2 separate regions of the Homo sapiens genome follow, and region 1 is linked to region 2. Evidence: read pairs that join two places in POLR2A ChIA-PET (ENCODE). Cell type or tissue: HepG2. All regions are shown on one strand. Each heading gives the region's core, and the rest is flanking DNA. Links, peaks and the distances in the headings are about the cores only. Region 1 has its middle 38 kb from the start of TRAK1. Region 2 overlaps TRAK1 (trafficking kinesin protein 1).

Evidence for each region. Peaks named below come from ENCODE experiments on the same cell type or tissue, not always from the same donor. Only the 100,000 strongest peaks of a DNase experiment are listed, where the experiment ranks them.
Region 1: POLR2A ChIA-PET joins it to region 2 with 5 read pairs; 3 of 35 experiments call an interaction of 5 or more read pairs at or near these places.

The regions. Positions count from the first base shown.
Region 1 is chr3:42,047,719-42,059,658 of GRCh38, reverse strand. It overlaps a transcript of TRAK1 not described here and the pseudogene RPL7AP83. Among named protein-coding and RNA genes, the nearest start is that of TRAK1, 38 kb to the left of the region's middle. RefSeq lists enhancers at 2,027-2,136, 7,636-8,137. In HepG2, for the core only: no CTCF peak of the experiment used is centred there; DNase peaks (open chromatin) are centred at 4,178, 5,895 and 6,478; H3K4me3 peaks cover 1,584 bases.
Region 2 is chr3:42,127,977-42,132,976 of GRCh38, reverse strand. All of the region lies in intron 2 of TRAK1 (trafficking kinesin protein 1), which reads right to left. Among named protein-coding and RNA genes, the nearest start is that of TRAK1, 39 kb to the right of the region's middle. In HepG2, for the core only: no CTCF peak of the experiment used is centred there; DNase peaks (open chromatin) are centred at 2,366, 2,776, 3,206 and 3,776.

The DNA of each region.
Region 1 (11,940 bases), core at 3,880-8,879, 77 kb after region 2:
CTGAGTTGGATGATTTTTTTAATAGAACACAAATATGAAGGAAAACTATACATGACCTGTCACGTATATTCTTGTAGGAAAATGCACAGAAGTGTCCACGAGGAAGAAAGGAAATCCCCGAGGCCTGCTGATAGGCACAGGGAGAAACAGGCCACAGTTCTCTTTTAGCCACTGTTTTGAAAATTTTATTAGAATTCATAAAGACTATCAAAAAGATAACTGATGAAGACAAGTCATTATCTTTCTAAAATATGGTTAACTCAGGTCCTATCCTGGAGTGGAGAGCAGGGATGGGAATCTCAAAATCTGTATACACACAGAAGCACACTTGACAGGGCCCTGAAGTCCCAGCCTGGGCAACACAAAGAGGCCTCGTCTCTAATAAAAATTTTTTAAAATTAGCCAGACATAGTGGTGCATGCCTATAGTCCCAGCTACTCAGGAAGCTGAGGGGGAGATTCACTTGAGCCTGGGAGGTTGAGGCTACGGCAAGCCATGATCGCACCACTGCACTCCAGCCTGGGCAACAGAACAAGACCCTGTCTCAAAAGGAAAAAAAAAAAGTTCCCTGAAGTCCAAAGCCTACTTATATCATACGTATGTATATTTGTGTGTATACATATACATACAAATATATACACGCATGCATACACACCTGGATTTATTTTAAATTCAGTAAATTAGCACTTTATCTTTAAAAAAATTGCAGCACAGAGCAGATGGTAAAGAGTAAATCTCTTAAGATACACATTTTTTCACATTTCAATATCTCTAAAATTGAATTTTGTCTTATAGCCAATCGTCCTTTACTATGCTTACTTTGTAGCATTTTTTGCTTTCTTAGAGGTACATAAAGCAATGGCGTATCTTACGATCTGTTGTGTGTGGGGGTGGGAGCTCAGCGCAACAATTCAAATGGGCCACCAAACAATGGGCAAGGCCCACAATGGACATTAAAGGGAGATCCCTGCATCAGCCAGGAGGTAGGACAGGTTGACTTTAAAGGTTCCCTCCAGGCCAGGCATGGTGGCTCATGCCTGTAATCCCAGCACTTTGAGAGGCCGAGGCAGGCAGATCGTCCAAGGTCAGGTGTTCAAGACCAGACCAGCCAACATGGTGAAACCTCGTCTCTACCAAAAATACATTAAAAAATAAGCTGGGCGTTGTGGCGGGGGCGCCTGTAATCCCAGCTACTGGGGAGGCTGAGGCAGGAGAATTGCTTGAACCCGGGAGGCAGAGGTTGCAGTGAGCTGAGATCACACCACTGCACTCCAGCCTGGGCAACAAGAGTGAGACTCTGTCTCAAAAAATAAATAAATTAAATTAAATTTAAAAATAAAGGTTCCCTCCAGTCCTCAGTTATCATAATAAAGATGAACATGATAAAATGAAATTTAAAGGCAAAAGCATACTTACAAACAAACCTTGTCTTCGTCAATCTCCACAACTGCCAAGGTACATGAGTATTATCTATATTTTAAAGATGAGGAGGTTCCAAGGAGTATTTTACCCAGAAGCCGGCCACAAGTCTCACTTCCCAATGAAATGCCCACTGTGGCAGAGCAGTAAGAGAAGCAGCAGCCAAACCAGAAGAGCTTAAAGGTGGCAAAAATAACCCAACCAAGGGGCGAAGGGCAAACCTGGGTAGCAGTAAAGGAGGAAATGATATTTGAGTTCAGCTTTACAAGGAAGCTCACTGAATGACATGTTCAGGTTTACAGGCATTTAAAATGAAAACGCCTTTCAGTTGGTTGTATTTTCTGGTTCCTTCAAATACTTAAGAATAAAAGCACAAACTGATTAACATGGTGTGGGCCACGTGTCAGGTGAACCAGGGTGAGTTCTCCAGGTTACAGGACACTTGATGGAGGAGAGACATGTGGCCTGCCCAAGATGCAAATGAGACAGAGCCAACCCCAGAATCTAAGTTCGTCTGCTCCCTTTCTGCTTGGCCACACACAGCAGGTCAGTGCTCGCCTTCCAGCAGGTTCTCCTCAGATCACAAGATGAGAGCAGCAGATACAGCATCACCAGCAAACATAACAAAACCTCCCCAGGAAACTGCAGCCCACTTGTTCTGATCCCAATCGGCCCAGTCACAACTACAGCAAAGGGAATGGGGCCACTGTGATTGGCCTGGACCAATCAATACCCACTGGACGCCTCCTCAACCCCTACTCCAGCATGCTGCAAAGGAGGCTTAAGAATGGAATGAAATCTGGATTCTATTAGGAAAGAAGAAAGTGTGGCAGAGATGGATGTGAATTGGCAATCAATTTCTGTTACTCCCATCATTCACCCTTCATTCCTTCCCTTCTTCCTTCATTCAAGAAGCAGGACCGTGAACCTACTGTCAGTCTTTGTGGAGAAAACAATTGCACAAAACTGGATTCCAGCCCTCCAGGAGCTCATGGTCCATCCATATTTACATAAGAATATTCCATTTTCCTTGGTATCCAAAGTAGCACTGGACAGCCCAGGTGGTCTAAACAGCAAAGAGTAATTTAGAGTGCCTTTAATTACTGCACCTTAAAATGCACCAGTGTCCTAGTTCCCATCTTCATGATCACTGCCAGCCAGGAGGTTGCTGGATCTCAATCGGCCAAAGTGGCAGAAGGTGCCCTTCACCAGGTCCCTGTTCTATTCATGGCAGCTGTGCACGGCTCAGGTTACAGGTTGGTTCAAATCCACAGAAAACTGGCTCCTCTAACTGAGGCAATTTTGGTACTTTACTTTGTCTCTCACACAAGATTTTTATTTTTAAAATCCTAATATTGGAAATAGAAATGTTGAGCTAAAAGGTATTAAGAAGGATGTAGAATAGCCTATTATTACAATCGGGGCAGAAAAAAGGACTGTGAATTCAAAAATATACAAGCACTCAATATTGTATCCTAACATGGCATACATTTAAAGGTTAAGATATGAAAAATGCATACTTTTATGTTGCACTTGGGACAATATTAAAAAGTGGAAATTTTAACCTTTCTTCTAGATTTCTGGGTAAACAAAAGAATGTTTTTAATTTCAAAATTTCTAATAATTCTCCAGGGTAAAATAATCTCTTTAATAATCAGCTAATAACTTTGCTCAATATAATTTTAAAATCAATTATATAAAATATTTCTGCTTCTGTTGAAATGTTTTTAACATCTGTTATCCAATAATTATTTCAATAATAATTTCAAAAGTCAACAAGCACATGAAAAAATGCTCAACATCATTAACCATCAGGAAAATGCAAATCAAAACCATAATGAGATACCACTTCATACCCACAAGGATTTCTATAATCAAAAAGACAGATAATAACAAGCATTGGCAAGGACATGGACAAACCAGAACCCTCACTCACTGCTGGTGGGAATGTAAAATAGCGCAGCCACTTTGGAAAACAGTCTGGCAATTTATCAAAATGTTAAATACAGAGTTACCACATGATCTAGCAATTCCTCTCATAGGTATCAACATAAAGAAATGAAAACAAATGTCCACAATAAAAAAAAGTCTACAGATGTTCACAGCAACATTATTCACAATAGCCAAAAAGTGGAAATAATCCAAAAGTTTACCAACTAATGAAAGGATAAACTAAATATTAAAAATACATAACAATGGAATATTATACAGCAATAATAAGGAATGAAGTACTGATACCTACTACAACATGGGTGAACTCTGAAAACGTTATGCTAAGTGAAAAAAGCCAGTCACAAAGGACTACATATTGTATGATTCCATGTATAACAAATGTCCAAAAGAGGAAAGTCTATACAAACATAAAGTAGATTAGTAGTTGCCTGGGGCTAGAGGATTGGGGGAAATGGGGAGTAACTGCTAATGGATACAGGGTTTCTTTTGCGGGTGAAGAAAGTGTTCTAAAATTTATTGTGGATGGCCGGGCACAGTGGCTCACATCTATAATCTCAGCACTTTGGCAGGCGAGGAAGGAGGATCGCTTGAAGCCAGGAGTTCAAGACCAGCCTTGGCAACATAAGGAGACTCCATCTTTACAAAAAAATTAAAAAATTAGCAGAGCATGGTGGCACACGCCTGTGATCTCAGCTACTCAGGAAGCTGATATGGGAGGATTGCCTGGGCCCAGGAGGTCGAGGCTGCAGTAAGCCATGATCACACCATTGCATTCCAGCTTGGGCAACAGAGCAAGAGAACCTGTCTCAACAAATAAGATTTGCTGTGGTGATGTTGCACAACTCTGTAAACACTGAAAACCATTGAATTCCATACTTTAGATGTGACAACTGAATGGTATGTTAATCATATCTCAATAAAGCTGTTATTTTAACAAAGCTTTTTAAAAAGTCTATGGGAGAGAGTTTTATAAAGAGAGAGAGTTTTACGGGCAGTTTCTTTGGGGTGTCAGAACTATTTTGTATCCTTGGGGTGGTTACATGACTCTATACATGTGTTAAAATTCAGGCTGGGTGCAGTGGCTCACTCTTGTAATCCCAGCACTTTGGGAGGCCAAGGAGGACAGACCACTTGAGGTCAGGAGTTTGAGGCCAGCCTGGCCAACATGGCGAAACCCTGTCTCTACTAAAAATACAAAAATTAGCTGGGTATGATGGCACATGCCTGTAAATCCAGCTACTATGGAGGCTGAGACAGGAGAATTTCCTGAACCTGGAAGGCAGAGATTGCAGTAAGCCAGATCGCGCCACTGTATTCCAGCCTGGGTGACAGAGTGAGACTCTGTCTCAAAAAAAAAAAAAAAAAAAAAAAAAAAAAAAAAATCTAGTTTGCTGTAGATCATTTACAAATTAAAAAAAAATTTAAGTCTACAGCTTTGGGCATACACAGCTGTATTATTAACAAAAGTTCAGAGATAATCATGGCAATGGTTAGTTTGTAAAATGGAAAATGATTCAACTTTCACTGACTTAGTTATGTTTGCTTCAGGGAATAAAAAAGTTATTTCCACTTTTCACCATACATACAATTTCTACTATATATAAAATAACTTCAAAAATATTTCTACCATGCTGGGAACAAGTACGATGGTGGTAAAAGAGGAGAAGGCTGTTTTTATAGAAAACAGCTGAGTCTTCCAATGGAATGAATGCTTCTTCCAGGCACCAGGCTAGGTAGAAATGTGAAGTCCTTGGTTCTTGGTCTGGCTATATAACTGATTTGCTGGTGAGGTGACCTGGGGTGAGTTATTTATGATTCTCCTGCTTAAACTCACCTACGGCTTCCTATCATTGCTAAAATAAAACCCAAGCTCCTGATTCTGGCTTGCAAGGCTCTCAAGGTGCACCCTGTACCTGCCTCTCCTTGCCTCTGCCTACCAGGCTGGGGCACCAGATGAGGAAGGACAGCAGGGTGGACCATGAAACCAGCCAGGCCTGACTCTCCAGCCAAAGGGGGTGCTGAAGGAGGTCACTCACTTCAAAAGTATTTATTGATTATGTTGACAAAGTGCTTAGCACAGTACTTAGCACATAAGGAGCCCTGAATATTTCGTTATTCAGGTAAATAATGAAATTCATTTTTCATTGAGTATGCACAGATACATACTCAAATGTTAGCTTGCTTTATAAGGACAGGTCGCTGTCTACCCTGAATCCTCAACACCCCAGTGGTAATTAGCAGGTGCTCACTAAATCTACTGACTCCACGATGTTGGTCTTAGGAAACAGGGAAGATTCAGGGAGAGTCAGAGTGTTTAGAGAAATTCCAATTAAACTCAAAAGAGACCTTTGTGCATCCAAGTATCTTTTGTCACAGCTTAAGCAAGCATCAGAGTAGGGCAGACTGATTGCAGGGCCAGAGATTTTGGTCCCAATTGTGTGGGATGAGCAGTCAATCCATCAAAGGTAACAGAAAAAGCAAAGGTAGCCCTCGGCACGTGGGGTTTCATTTTCCCTTGGTGAGGGAGGGGAAAGGCGGTATGATGGACTTGGGATACTCCTTCACCCGGGCAGTTCAGGCCTACTCTACTTGACCAGCCCAGGTCAGGCAGGGGCAGCGTGGACTTGGCTCGGGCAGGTCCTGGGTGTGGGTGCCAACCCAGCTTTTGCCAGGTCCTCTGGGCCTAGATCCTGGGGGCGGGGTGAGGAGGCAGTGGCTTCCATAATACTGATTTCTCCAGCCTACACCAGGGTCCAGGAGGAAAGAAGCCCATACCACAGAATGGGGCCCTACACAAAGTATCCCCAGCTCCCCCAAGAAGGCTGACTCCCCACCCCATCCCCAGAACAGTCATTTGCCCTAAGGGTCCTCTTTTACCCTCCCCCTTTGCCATCCCCCGCCCCCCCCCCCCACCCGACTCTGAATGGGACTGCAGTCTTTTCTCTCTGAGTGCCTTTTTTTCTGGAGGCAGGGAGGGGGAGGCGGTCCATTATCCACCTTTTCTTTTTCTTCACACGGAAAATGAGCTCGGCTATCACACTACACGAACTGTAAACATTAGAGAAAAGTCAGCCAGACAGAGTCCATAAGGTCCACTAGCTTACACAAACGGGAAAGAAAAGACTTCACTGTGTGGGCCACTGCCTGGGAGAAGCAAGATCTCATAAAAACAGCCATTGTTCAGAAGGAAAGAATCAGACAGCTTTAGTCCAGGCAGCACATGAAAAAGCAACATTCAGCCAGCTTGCAGAGTCAGGAAATCTAAATGGCAATGGAGTAGCCCAGTCAGTCAGCTCCCCCTGTCTTTCCCCTTAACAGAGGTCCAAAATGTGCCAGTAGCACCAACAACTCCAAATGCCTTGGGAAAATGACTTCTTCGGGGACTACGCATTCAGCCACCAGTTTTCTCAGAGCTGGGGACCTCTGATAGCCACTGACATCCTGGAGCCCTTACCACCTCAGTCCTTAACACTGTGGTGTCACGGGACTCTTTCATAATGGGGGAGGGGGCAATACAGAACAATGCATACAATGGGATCCCAACTAGATTAAATGCACATCCTGCATGCACACAGAATAAAGATTAGAAGGAAATCCCCAGTATGCCAACTGTTATCACTGGCATCCACACGAGACCCAGTTACTTCTTCACATGACGCAGAGTAGCCCAAGTTATTTTTTTCCTTCAAGACTGAATCATGCTTTTTGCTCCAATTGGCTACTTTCCTAAATCAGAGGCTGAATCTGCTCAACAATAGCATAAGAGGCCTTAAGCTGGAGGGTTATTTCCCTGAGGAAGCCTCAGATAAGACTACTGTTCCCTCCTTCCAGGCTATGTGGGAGCAACCCCCAAACCCAGAAGGACTGACTTTTGCACCAGTCTACAAGATCATCTAAACCAGTAAAGAGCATCAGAATCTCCTGAAGGGCTTGTTAGAACACAGATTGCTGGGCCCCCATGCCTGAGTTTCTGAGGTCTGAAGACCCAAGAATTTGCATTTCTGACAAGCTCCCAGTGATGCTGACGGTACTGGTTGGGGACTATAGTGAGGGCTACTGCTGAAAGAGCAAGTAATGTCAAGCCACATAATCCCTAAGATATGACACAATGGACTGTTCAGCACAGGGCTGATGCCATGTCCCTTAGAGACCCGCCCAGGTGGTGCTTCTTTAATTTATAATCATCTTTAACTACTTTGTGAGTTTGGACTTCACAGATTACTCCTTGCTTCTGATGGAGTCTGCAGATTTAATCATTCAAAAGCTGGTCACATGCTAAGCTGTCATATCACAAAGGCACAGGGTGGCTTCCAAATGAGTCACGTCACTGGGTAGTAGAGAAGATAGGGCTCAAAGAGGAATAAGTTTAAGAAGGAAAAAAATCTCAGCCACACACATCTGGATAGCCACCAGGACTGTATTCTGGGAATTGGGGGTGAAGCAGCCAGACCTCCATTGTCTTTCATGTCTTAAAAGATAAAGGTCTCTCAGTCTCCCAGATCACTCAGAATTCTCCATCCTATCTTTCTCATAATGGCTCATTCAAGTGCAAGTAGCAAAGGGCTAGCCATCTCCTCTGAGCCTTTGAAGGCCAGTTCACTCAGGTCGTGGGCCATCGAATAGCCACTCAGCTGCTCAAGCTGGTCCATATGGAGAAAGGACAGCCAAAGCAAGAAAATAAGCTGCAGATGTTGGCCCAGGATTTAGAGAAAGCTGCAGATAAAGGGGAAGTCCCTGCTAAGAGCATCTGACCTTCCAACAGGGTTAATACCATCCCCACCTTGGTGGAAAATGAGAAGGCATGGATCCACTGGGTTGGCTGTCTTCCTCCCTCTCTTGGGCATAGAATGGAGGCTCCCTACTGAATTATCAAAGGAAACGCCATAGAAAAATCTGCACCACCCTCACCTTCACTGGTTAATTCAGACAACTAAGAGCTCTCTCTGGCTAGAATGGTGAAAGCTATCAGGATCTACAACAATGACAGATATGATGAGATCTGCACTGCTGGGGAGGCAATGCCCTGGGCCACAAACCCAAGGCTTGCACAGCCAAGCCCACCTGGAAAAGACAAAGGCCAAACAAGTTGCCATGAAACTGGATTAAAAATTAAATGAATGCCAGGCGCGGCAGCTCAAGCCCATAATCCCTGCACTTTGGGAGACCAAGGCAGGTAGACTGCTTGTGCCCAGGAGTTCAAGACCAGCCTGGGAAACATGGCGAGACCCAACTGCTACAAAAAATAATAAAATTTAAAATTTTTAAGAATTAAATGTATAATGTGAGCTCTTCTGCACATAAAAATAAAAATTCTCCTTCAAAATAAGAAAGTGAACCAGAGGGTCTCCGACTTTATTTCCTTAATTCCCACCAAAGTGACCATAAAGGAAGTTTTTAAAAGATATAATAATGACCAGCCTGGCCAACATGGTGAAACCCCGTCTCTACTAAAAATACAAAAATTAGCTGGGCGCGGTGGCACAGGCCTGTAATCCCAGCTACTCAGAAGGCTGAGGCAGGAGAATTGCTTGAACCCAGGAAGTGGAGGTTGCAGTGAGCTGAGATAGCACTACTGTACTCCAACCTGGGCAATAGAGCAAGACTCCATCTCAAAAAAAATAAAAATTAAAAATAAGATATAATAAACCCACAAGGACAAAGAAAACGGAAAAAAGGATGAAAATTTTTGACAGATTTTTGGAAGATGAAAAAACAGCTAGACAAAGCCTAACTGCCTTAATGGGACAAGGCCAAGATTACCTGCAGGGGTCCCAAGGAAAAGCGATGAACTCTAAGGGGGTTCAGGGCTTGTAGGAACTGGGCTTTGGAGGGTAGTAAGGGAGAATCAGGCTTATAGCTAAAAACGGGAGGACTGACCCAAGGTTCATATAAATGAGCACTGATACCTCTCCAGCTCCTGCAGGTCCTCACCTTCCTGAACGCCCGGGCAATGGTCCCTTCTCCACTGCAGCAGAAACTGATCAGAGAAAGTGAACACACAAGCTTAGGCTCTGGAACACCAGGCACAAATGAAAGTAGGATTGAGAATGGATTGTAAATCTATACTTAGCAGTGTAAGACCCCCGACTCTCACACCCCCCCACCCTCAGTTCCCTTCCCCAACTCGACTGACAAAGCATCATCAGCCAAGCAGGGGACTGGAGGGCTCCCCTCTGGGCAAACCAACCAGTCCAAGGGAAAAAACTACCAATACCCAAACAGTCCCCGGTGAAAAAGGCCAAGTGTCTTATTGTTCATAACACAGCCCTACTGTCAACAAGCCCTGCTCTGCACATAGAGCTCCAGCCAGCTCCCTCAAATGAGGACAACCAAAGACCACTAGACACCTGAGGAAAGCCTCCAACTTGCAGACAGACACCAAAGCAAACAGAGAAAGAAGCCAGGAAACAGAGACGATGCATAGAACAGAAGAAAACTTCCAAAAATCATCATTAATGCCTTCAGAGAGAGAAGGCACTGTATCCAGAAAATAAGACTAGGACACTCATTCCAAAAAAGTTAGGAGGGGCTTTTGAAAGCTACAAAGAAAGCTTTTGAAAATTAAAGAATAGTAGAAATAAGAAAAATAAAAGGACTAAGGATAAAGCTGAGGAAATACCAAACAAATGAAAGAATGAGAATTAAGAATAGAGAATGAAGAAAAACAGAGGATCAATTCCAGAGGATATCCAGATTGAGAAAACAGAGGGACAATGAGAGGAGGAAATTATCAAAGAAATGATACAAGAAACCTTCCTAGAAATAAAGAATATAAACTTCTAGATGGAAAGGTTCATACTAAGAAATGGGTGATGGAAAAAGTAAGTAAATAAATAAATAAATAATTTTAAAAAATAGATGGAAAGGGCCCACTGAGTGCCTGGCATAATGAATTTTAAAAGTACCACCCAGTACCCCAAAATTTAGATATTTCTAAAAGCTTTCAGAGAAAAAAAAAATGAATGACATAAAAAAGGAAGAGGAACCAAGATGGCAAAAGACTTCTTAACAACAGGTGGTTAAAAGAACTATGAGGGAAAATTATTTCAACCTAGAATTCCATATCCATTTCAACCAGCAGTCAAGCATGGGAGCAGAATAAAAATAACATCCCTGCTGGGTGCGGTGGTTCATGCCTGCAAGGCCAAAGTGAGTGGATCACTTGAGTCCAGGAGTTCAAGACCAGCCTGGGCAACATGGTGAAACTCCGTTTCTACTAAAAACCCCAAAAAATACCTGGGCATGATGGTGGGCACCTGTAATCCCAACTATTCAAAAGGCTGATGCAGAAGGATTGCTTGAGGCCACGAGGTTGAGACTGCAGTGAGCTCAACATAGTGGGGAACAGAGTGACACCCTGTCTCAGAAGATAAAAATAATAATGTCCCATGTACAAGGATATTATTTAGAATGACAGAGGCAGGCCAGGCACAGTGGCTCACATCTGTAATCCCAGCACTTTGGGAGGCTGAGGCAAGTGGATTGCTTTGAGCTCATGAGCTCAAGACCAGCCTGGGCAACATGGGGAAACCCCGTCTCTACTAAAAATACAAAAATTGTTGTGGGGTGTGCTGGTGTGCGCCTGTGGTCCCAGCTACTCAGGAAGCTGAGATGGGAGGATCCCTTGAGCCCAGGGTGGAGGTTGCAGTGAGCTGAGATCGCACCACTGCACTCCAGTCTAGGTGACAGACAAAGACACTGTCTCAAAAAAAAAAAAAAAGAAAAGAACTGTAGAGGAAAAAAAGAACTGTAACCGAAGAAAAAGAAAAAGTTACAAGTTAGAAACAGTGACTTTTCGGGAACAAGACTAAGAGTAGAGCAGGTGGAACACAGAATAGAATCCACAGTGGTTTTCATTGACCTTTGAGTAGCATTTGCCTTTTTTAAAACCACATACATGGAATTAGCAGGAAATACATTGAACTGAGAGCCATGCTGACATTACTCTTGGGCACTGTGGTGGCTCATGCCTGTAATCCCAAAACTTTAGTTTTGTGCACTGTGAGTATGCACAAAAGTAAAGTTATTTCAGACCCGTGGTAAACTCTACAGGTTCAACGGCCTATCTCTCAGTAGATAAAATGTAAGGAAAAGAAAGGCCTGGAGGGGGACCTGCAGATTGAAAAAGACAACATACATATCAAGTTCTTAAGAACAGGCAAAATTTTATGTTGCCTAGAGATTATGATAAAAAGATGGCAGTTACTCTTGGAGTGGAGGAGAGAGGGGTTACTAAGGAAGCTGGCAAAGTTCTATTTTCTGACCTGGATGTTTATTGTAGAAGGATTTATCTTATAATTCACCATCCTATTACTGTTTTGTGTGGCTTTGTGCATGTGATTTTACCAAAAAAAAAAAAAAAAAGAAAAGAAACTATGGGGGGGAGTGTTTTAAAAAGCTATGTGCATATGATTGCCTTGATGAAAATGAATTATTTAAAAATAAAGTCAGGCAGACGTAACACACACAGAAGTTTCTCTGGCAAGATGTTCCCTGCTACCAACACTAGGTATTTCTGAGTAGTACAATTTGGGATGGTTTCTTACTTTCATCTCTTTCCTAAATAAT
Region 2 (5,000 bases), core at 1-5,000:
AACAGGGCCAGTGGATGGCCAGGAGGATACAGAAATGGGGTAAACCACGTTGTATTTATTAAGACAAATGTGTGTGGAGGGGGAACAATCCACTTTCCGCAATGGATGAGTTAATAATCTCAGTATGTGGGTACATGAGGCTGAGGGAGGAAGGGAAGGTCAGGGTGGGCATACATTTGGCAGTCACCAACATGTGGCTGGTATTACAGCCTTGGGAGAGAGGATATAGACAGAAGCAGGCTGGGCACGCCAACATTTAGAGGAGTACATCACAGTCACCTGAGGATCAATTAGAATGACTATGCCTGACGGTGGGGCCTGGGGAGGATATATAGTCAGGCCTCTGTATCCACCACGGATCAAAAATATTCAGGGGGAAAAAAACAATATAAAATAACAATACAAAATTTTAGGCTGGACATGGTGGCTCACTCCTATAATCCTAGCACTTTGTGAGGCTGAGGTGGGAGGAATGCTTGAGCCAAGGAGTTTGAGACCAGCCTGGGCAACATGGTGAAAACCCTGTCTCTACAAAAAAATATGAAAGTTAGCGAGGCATGGTGGCATGTGCCTGTAGTCCCAACTACTGGGGGGCTGAGGTGGGAGGATGGCTTGAGTCTGGGAGGTTGAGAATGCAGTGAGCCAAGATGGCACCAAGGCACTCACTCCATCCCGGGTGACAGGAGAAGACTGACTCAAAAAAAAAAAATACACCAAACAAAAAAAAAAAAACAAAAAACATAGCATTTACAAGTAATACAAGTAATCTAGACTTAGAGTATATGGAAAGATGTGTACAGGTTAAATGCAAATACTATGCCATTTCATATCAGGGACTTGAGCATCCATGGATTTTGGTATCTGCAGGGGACTGGTTCCAGGGCTGGTTTTTTCCTTTTTCTTTTTTTGAGGCAGAGTCTCGCTCTGTTGCCCAGGCTGGAGTGCAGTGGCACGATCTTGGCTCACTGCAACGTCCACCTCCTAGGCTCAAGCAATCCTACCACCTCAGCCTCCTGAGTAGCTGGGACTACAAGGTGCATACCATCACACCCAGCTTTTTTTTTTTTTTTTTTTAATTTTTTGTAGAGATGGGGTTTCATCATGTTGCCCAGGCTGGTCTCGAACTTCTGGGCTCATATGATCTGCCTGCCTTGGCCTCCTAAAGTGATGGGATTACAGGCGTGAGCCACCACGCCTGGCCAAGGATTGTATTTTTTTTTTAAATTTTATTTATTTTTATTTGTTTGTTGTTCATTTTTGAGATGGAGTCTCACTCTGTCACCCAGGCTGGAGTGCAGTGGCACAATCTCGGCTCACTGCAACCTCTGCCTCCCGGGTTCAAGAGATTCTCCTGTCTCAGCCTCCCAAGTTAGCTGGGATTACAGGTGCACGCCACCATGCCTGGCTAATTTTTGTATTTTTAGTAGAGATGGAGTTTCGCCATGTTAGCCAGGCTGGTCTCAAACTCCTGATCTCAGGTGATCCACCCACCTCAGCCTACCAAAGTGCTGGGATTACAGGCATGAGCCACAGCGCCTGGCAGACTATATTTTTTAAAGCTCTAGGTGCATCAGGGTTGACAGCCACTGATTTGGAAGCTCAGAGGAAGAGGAAAAAGAAAGAACTGGTGAAAGAGGCTGGAAAGACTGTCCAGAGAGACAAAAGGGAACTCTGGGGGCAAGTGAGGCACTGGGAGCCAAGCCAGGAGAGTGACCAGAAGGGAGCGACCACTGTGTCGGCCCTGCTCAAGGGTCAAACAGGATGAGGGGAGACAGGAGCCTCCAGGTACAGTGGTGGAGGTAGAGGGATTCCAGTTAAACTCCATGCCAGATACTCCGGGTCCTCATGCCTTATCTTGAGCAAATTCCCACTCTCCTGGGATGAGCCCTGCATGAGTAAAAAACATGAGGTTCGTTGCCCCATAAAACCAACCGTATAAACGCTTGCTATGTCTGTGACCGTGTGGACACAAGTGAATGAGCAAAGGTGAAAATGGGGGTATAATAATATTACTGTAGGTTCTACTTTATGGACACAACTCTAGAGTGGTGAGGAGACCTGCACACAATTCCTGGCCCCACATACCCTGGCTGTGCAAGGCTTAGCAAGTCAATGCACCCCGCACCTCAGGGGCCCCATGTGAACAATGATGGTTGGACTAGATTAAAGGTCTTTGTTGTTGTTGTTTACTTTTAAGTTCAATTTTTAAAAGTTAAAATGGCAAGGGGAGCTGGTTTAATATGCAGGTTCCCAGACCCCCCTCCCTCCTCCCACATAAGCAAAGTAAGCAACTCAGGGTAGGATGGCACCGAAGGCCTCAAGAGCTGCCTGCATTGGTCCAACCCAGTGCAAAGTCCTTGGGTTAGGTCACGGAAAAAAATAAATAGTCCAGGAGATGTTTTTATCTCCTTAGTCAGAAAACCTGAGCTGAAATGCAAACAAGTCCTCAAAGGATCAGAGGTAAATACCAGTCACTCAGTAAATACTGTTGGCTAATTCCTTAATATTACTTTACAGTAAAAGCAAACGATGGAACAATATTTTGAAACTCTTATTTGCTTCATAACCTTCTCTTCTTAGGAAAAAGCTGCTCCAGGTAAACTCAGGGAGGGTGGTCTGCAGATCATATGCAGGTGAGATATGGATTTTTTTTTTTTTCCCTCAATCAATGCTCCTTAACCAAAAAGTTACATAGAACAGCCCCTGGAAGAAGGGACCAAAAAGAGTTGCATAGCCACCTAAAGACCAATGCAGCAGCTTTCATGTCTGCTGTCTGCTGCGTGTTATGTGACTACAAAAGTCTATAGCACACACTGTCATTTCCACCAGGGATTAGGGAAGTGTGACCTACAAGCCACAGGATGGAGGTGAAAATCACAGGGAAAAAAGAAACCTCATCTTCAAATTAAGCTGTATCAAGCTAAGTGTCACTTGGGACAATGCCCTGAGCCATGAAAAAAAATGAATTTTGAATATGTTAGACATATATTTTATTTATTTATAAATAAATAAGCTACTGACAGATTTTGAAACTAAGGTTTTGATGGGGTTTTTGCTTTTTTTGTATTTCACCAGATGAATTTCATTCTTAAACAAGAAGTTTTCTTGTCCCCTTTGTAGCTAATCTGAGATACTGGGTAAGAGATGGAGTCAGACCAGACAAACTAGGTCTGACTCACCTTGCTAGGTATGTGACTTTTCCCTAACTTCCCTGAGCCTCGCCATCCTCATGTGCAGAATGCAAGAGTATTAAATTCAGGCCACTCTGAGGATTACCCAGCACACTGCAAGTACCGTACGTTGACTATGCTTTCTCCCAAATGTCCCATCGTTGTGGGTATATTTGTTTTGTGGGTCATTTTAATTTTCTGTGTTTCTCAGACTCAGGAGTTACAAGTCCACCTGACTGGGAGAAGCACTAAAACTTCTCTGAAAAGGTCATTGTACCACCTGGCAAAGGTGGATGCCCAAAGCTTTCTCGCCTCTTCTTAGGAAGTCAAGTGAGGGCCAAATTTAAAAGGTAAAGCCGCGTTTCTCCACTCAGGGGGAGGATGTGCAGGAAGGGGCTGTGTCTGCTCTGATCTGCATAGCAATGTGTAGCTGGCCCTCTTCTCTAGGATTTCTCACGTAGGGGAGCGTATCAGAACCCCAGCGCTCCTTATCCCCATGCCCGCCCACAACCGAGAACCTCTGCCCTAATCGATGCAGGCTACCTTGTCTTCTCACACGCCTCAAAACTGATACAACATACTGGTGAGTCACAGCATCTCCAGGGTTACACACGTGTAAACAAACACACGAAACCCAAAAAGGATACCATGCACACAGCAGGACTCTGAACCTGTGCCTTCTGGTGACGCTCTGCCAGTTTGGCAAGGCTCACAGACCCTTTCCTCAGGAGAAAGCTTTGAAGACGTAAAATACAAAGGACTGAAAAGGAAAACAATTCCATCTAAAACTTGAAAAACTCTGGGATATTAACAACGACAAAAAAAGGCTGTGATATCTGATAAGTGCTTCTTTATTAAAGAATAAAAGAAATAAAAGATCTAAATAAATAAGACAGAATTCCAGTGTATTCCACAACACTCAGCCTTCCACACGTCCATTTCACCTATAACAAAACAGCTCTACCCAACTGTGACATGAAATAAAAGATCTATCAGCACATTTAACAACAAATGTAACTTCATGGCAGTGATGAACAAAGGCAGTTATTCAAAGTAACTGCTTCCACTGAAGCATGACATGAAAATATCTGTGATTTCTACTGGTGACAATATCACAGGTCCTGCTAATACCACTGTGCCTATGTGTGTCTATGTTCATAACTAAAGGAAATGCTGCATTTCAGTTAGAAGTTAATAAAAATAAAAGTAATTTTTTTGCTCCTTTTTAAGTGCATGGAACCCCTAAATTCTCTCTACAGACCCTTTAGGGGTAGCAGGACCTTAGTGAGAGAGCTCTGCTCTACAGGGTCCTGTATTTAAGAGTTAACACCTGATCGTTCAATTAACAGATATTTAGGAAATAGCTATGTTGCTCTAACTACAGGAACCACAGAAGATACAGAATTAAGTTAAGGCTTGGAGGCAAGCAGGCTCTAAGAACTTTCAGAATCTCTGCTCAATGTTTATTTTGGTTCTTCCAGTTTTATCATAAGTTGTGTTATCTACTACCAGGATTTCTCCTTTTTTCTTAACTGTATAACTAAAAACAAAGCAAACAAACAAAAAAGACACTCACTCTCTGTTCAAGTCTACTGTTTGTTTTTTCGTTTGTTTGTTTGTTTGTTTTGAGATGGAGTTTCGCTCTTGTTGCCCAGGCTGGAGTACAATGGCACGATCTCAGCTCACCACAATCTCCGCCTCCCAGGTTCAAGTGATTCTCCTGCCTCAGCCTCCCAAGTAGCTGGGATTACAGGCATCTGCCACCATGCCTGGCTAATTTTTATATTTTTAGTAGAGATGGGGTTTCTCCACGTTGGTCAGGCTGGTCTC